Linked DNA regions of Homo sapiens: region 1 is linked to region 2. Evidence: chromatin loops called from intact Hi-C (ENCODE). Cell type or tissue: PC-9. All regions are shown on one strand.

Region 1 (2,500 bases), 330 kb before region 2:
TGCACTAAAGCCACTGTCCAGGAAGGGCCACATGGAGAGCGGTCTGCAGGCCAACAGACACACGGGGGTGAGCAGTTCTCAGACTTCGGAGGGGCATAGCTTGGTGGGTCTGGGGATCTGTGTTGTGAGAAGAGCCTCCCATGCATAGGGCTGGGGACAAGGAACCCGGGTTAGTCCTGGAAGTAGGCCACTGGGAAGACCCTGGCAGCACCACTCGTGAGGCTGGGTGACCTGGGCCAGTGACTGGGGGAACAGGAGGAAGGCAGAAGGAGGCCAGCAGGAGAGCCTCCAGCAGGATAGCCAGGTGAGAGGAGAAGGGGCCTCTGTGCACACCTGGGCCCTCCTGCCTCACCCCTGCTGCCGGCATTTGGCCACCACACTCAGGCCAGCCCAGGATGGGCATAGAAGTGGCCCAAAAGTGACTGTAATGGCTGTGATTTAGAGATCATGCATTCAGACATGGAAGTCAGCTGATATTGCAGCTGAATATTCCTGTGCAAGGTTCTTCAGCTTTCTGGGCATGGATGTCCGCATGTGGAAAATGACAAATGCTATGAACACAGATGAAATGAGCAGATTCTACAAGGAACCCTGTCCTTGCACATGCTAAGGACCCAGGGCAGGTCTCCTATTTCAGTTGTGAGCCCTGCCGCCCTCCCTGAAGTCAGCAACTGCCAGGCCCACCCTGAGGAGAGCTGGAGCTCTGAACCCAGGCCGCGGCCTCTTCATGGCCCTGAGTGTGCTGTGAGGGGGTGGAAATGAAAGCGAGACCCGCAATCAGGACTCAGGCATGTTTTTCAGACCCACAGAGGATGATTTTTTTCTCCATCACCTGGTGAGCCTGACATGATGTAAGTGTGGTTGGAGGCTGAGTGAACCAGTGAATGAATGAGACAGTTGTGGGAGTGAGTGGGGCTGGGAGGAATAGCACAGGTGCAGAGGGGAGCTGGAGCGGAGGATGTAACCTCCAGGGGCCTGAAGGTGGCAGCATTGAGGTTGGTAAAATTTTTTTGCCCATTTTTCGTGTTTTAGTTTTTTTTTTTTAATTATACTTTAAGTTCTAGGGTACATGTGCACAACATGCAGGTTTATTACATATGTATACATGTGCCATGTTGGTGTGCTGCACCCATTAACTGGTCATTTACATTAGGTATATCTCCTAATGCTATCCCTTCCCCCTCCCCCTACCCCGCAACAGGCCCTGGTGTGTGATGTTCCCCTTCCTGTGTCCAAGTGTTGTCATTGTTCAATTCCCATCTATGAGTGAGAACATGCGGTGTTTGGTTTTTTGTCCTTGGGATAGTTTGCTGAGAATGATGGTTTCCAGCTTCATCCATGTCCCTACTTTTTTTTTTTTGAGGCGAAGTCTTGCTCTATTGCTCAAGCTGGAGTTCAGTGGGATGATCTCAGCTCAGTGCAACCTCCGGCTCCTGGATTCAAGTGATTCTCCTGCCTCAGCCTCCCAAGTAGCTGGGATTATAGGTGCCTGCCACTGTGCCTGGCTAATTTTTGCAATTTTAGTAGAGACAGGGTCTCACCATGTTGGCCAGGCTGGTCTCGATCTCCTGGCCTCAGGTGATCCACCTGCCTTGGCCTCTCAAAGTGCTGGGATTACAGGTGTGAGCCACTGCTCCCGGCCACAACTTGGAAATTTGTATGCCCACCTGGGTGTCCACAAAGATTTTCCAAGGAAGAGTAACTTTGGTTTTCAACCAGTCTGGGGTGCTTCATCAGGATAGAAACTTCTAGAAAACATAGTGTGATGATGGACAGCAAACTGCTGTCTTCATATGGTTTGACTGAGCCTAGGGCGCACCATGGCCAGGAAAATCTTGCCTTTGTTATTGTTGTTGTCATTATTATTATTATTATTATTTTATTATTTTTGACGGAATCTTGTACTGTTGCCCGGGCTGGTATGCAGTGGCACAATCTTCGTTCACTGCAACCTCCACCTCCTTGGTTCAAGTGATTCTCCTGCCTCAGCCTTCTCAGTAGCTAGGATTACAAACACCTACCACCACACCTGGCTAATTATTTTTATTTTTATTTTTAGTAGAGACGGGGTTTCACTATGTTGGCCAGGCTGGTCTCGAACTCCTGACCTCATGATCCGCCAGCCTTGGCCTCGGAAAGTGTTGGGATTAAAGCTGTGAGCCACTACGCCCTAGCCGAAAATCTTGTATTTAAGCAAAAAAGGAATGAGTCTGAAAGCAGGAATGGCATTGGGAAAAGATAAGGGGGCCAGGAGGAAAGTGAAGGAGAAAAGAAGGGTTAGGGTCTGAGAGGGAGCCAGGATCCAAGTATTTCCAGCCCCAGGGCCTGGAGTTGCAAGTGGGCGGGGCGGGGCCACTGGAGCTGTGACAGCATCGAGAGCCTCGGTGACTCACGTGGGGGCCCTCTGTTTCCTCCGGGTGTGTCACGCCCTGGGCTCCAGGTCCCCAGTGGCACAGGTGCTGGCACAGAGTTGGGTGTCTGCATCCAGCTTCTGTTCCTG
Region 2 (2,500 bases):
ACCCTGGAATCCCATCCCCTACCTTAAATCAAGGGAGATGGGACATTTTCAGTTTGCTCATGGCGGGCCATTTTTTGACCCACATTTCAGTCAATCAACCCAGCAAACTGTTAGAGCCCTTTCCCTCTCCCTGTGTGCAACACTGCACGCAGAATCTCTGTTTGGTGGGCCCACACCAATACAGTTGGCCGGATCCAACTTGATGTTCCTTCTACCATTATCCCATACCCTTGATATCCCTCCCTGCACACTCTCCCTGGGTTTCTGTCTGTATAAATTGGAAACATAAAGTAGTTTTTTGCAGTGTAGTGCGCTCCTCACAAGCCACACGTCGACCCTCACCTTTAGGAACCTGCTGGAACTTGAGTCTGGTCATAGGTCTAGAAGCAAACAGGGGTGAGGGGGGCGGGTTCTGAGGAGAATCAGCATTGCCTTGCATGGCAACTGCCTCAGGGGAGGCCATTCACATTTCCTCTGGCCATGCAAGGTGAAACCCCTCGTAGGGATGTAGAAAGGCTGGTATCACTGCTGGGTAGGAAGGCCACATCTCCCGGGTTGGGGACAGCGCTTCTGCTGGGGCTTGCAAAGGCCACTTTTGCTGATGGTTGCGAGGTCTCTTTCACTGGCAGAAAAGACTCATCAGAATTTAGGGTCTCAGTGTCCCCAGCTTCATCAGGGTCTTCCCACACATCTCTGATCCAACGGACAGGATTCTATTCTGTCTTAATCAATGCCCTCACTTTACCAGTCATAGTAACGCAGCCAGTCTCAGTCTATGGCCTTCTTGTATTTATTATGGTGATTTTTTTTCTGTGTGTCTGGTTGTAGGGGGATTTTCACATTGAAAGCCAAAGGGGCACAGCACAGTCTCTGTCCTTGAGCTGCACCCACTTAACCAAAGTCCTGCCAGGCAGGCCTCTACTCCAGGTCTTCTGACTGCCACGTTCATATTGTTTTCACTCTTCACGGTAGCCAGGGATCCCACAGCCAAGGCCTGGGGGAGCACCTGACTAGTCGGTCGGGAAAGACACAGCCCCAAAGAGAAAAACCCAGGAGAGAAATTAGAGGGGAAAGGTGTGATCATGTCAGGATTTGATGGCTACACTGTGGTTCCTCTTGGTGACCAAGACCTCAATTCCACGAGCATTTGCCAAACACCTTTTAGGGCAGGTAGGTTCCATTCCTATACTGCCATCAATCCATAGGAACACAAGGATGAGAAGAGATAGTCCTGCCTCAGGGGTTTCCTATCTGTCAGGGAAGGTAGGTGCACAAATAGCCATACTTCTACGGTTCATGTTAATCTTCCTTTATGCAAATCTTCAGAATACAGTGTGGTTGTTTAGATAGAATCTAATAGGACCATGTAGGATCTATTGTCTAATAGGTAATTGTGTCATGGAAAAATAAAATGTATTAATTCAACATTTCATGGAAACTTTGCAGCAGCTTCAATTGGTCCTGTTTGTACCTCTCACCCCACCTTGTGGCCATTTATCTGAGTTGCAAGGTCAGTTCTTGGGTGAATCCTCTTGGAAAATGAATTTGCAGATCTAAATGTATCTTGAAATGTTACCAAACGTCTCAGAGAATGACAGCCTAACTGTTGAATGGGACATCTTTTGTACTTTGGAGCCCTGGAAACTTCTCAGTACATTTTGTCTGGCTGTTTTTTGAAACTGAAAAATATTACCTTTTCGCTTAGGTGGTTTTCATGAGTTGATTTCTAAAGAGGAAAGGATCTTTTAAGTGTTTTTTCCAGCCATGTTTTGTTAGACCAAGACAACCAGAGAGACAGAGAGAGAAAGAAAGAGAGGAAGAGAGAGAAGAAAGGTGAGGAGAGGAGAGGGGAAGAAAGAGAAAAATTAATAAAATACAAACAGTAAAACAACAACAACAACAAAAGCAAAACCAACTATTTTTGAAAGCACTAAATCTTAAATAGCACAAAAGTAAGATATTTTGTTCCAAATATATGAAGGCATTATATATGGCTATCCCATCTATCAAGTGCTGTATAGTTTTATGATCAAGACGTATTTATTAAGTAGCCTTTTTTTCCTACTAGGCATGGTGCAAAGTGAGTTAAGCAGATTAATTCCAAAGGCTTAAAGTAGCAACACCATTATTAAAAGTTACTATTATTCCAGAAGGAAAAATAAAATAGGAAAAATTAGCAGTTTGTTATTAGGTGTAAATAGTGATAACAAGAACTCAAATACTTGTTGGTGTCAAGAGATCGGGAATGGGAACCTTCAGTCTTCAGCCATGATCTTCATCAATTGGTTTTCCCATTATATGAGATTACATTTTGACATTTTCCACTCCAAAGCAACTTTAAGTCCTGTCTTCCAACCAATTGCTGCTCCTAACTCTCTCCTATAGAAATTGTGGAGCCACCATCTCTAAACATCCTGCCTAACAGGACTTCTAGAAGTTCGCCAAAGGTCTCCTCAACCCCAGTTCAGTGATATAATTTTGGTTTCTGAAGAGTGTTGAC

What was found. Peaks named below come from ENCODE experiments on the same cell type or tissue, not always from the same donor. Only the 100,000 strongest peaks of a DNase experiment are listed, where the experiment ranks them.
Region 1: it touches region 2 in a loop (5-fold over the local background); 3 of 110 quality-filtered maps call a loop at or near these places.

What each region holds. Positions count from the first base shown.
Region 1 is chr6:150,006,336-150,008,835 of GRCh38, forward strand. No RefSeq gene overlaps it. Among named protein-coding and RNA genes, the nearest start is that of RAET1L, 18 kb to the right of the region's middle. RefSeq lists an enhancer at 1-716. In PC-9, CTCF peaks have their summits at 999 (motif pointing right) and 1,210; a DNase peak (open chromatin) is centred at 2,396.
Region 2 is chr6:150,333,835-150,336,334 of GRCh38, forward strand. No RefSeq gene overlaps it. Among named protein-coding and RNA genes, the nearest start is that of IYD, 34 kb to the right of the region's middle. RefSeq lists a silencer at 1,339-1,633. In PC-9, CTCF peaks have their summits at 1,515 (motif pointing left) and 1,714; no DNase peak of the experiment used is centred here; H3K27ac peaks cover 103 bases.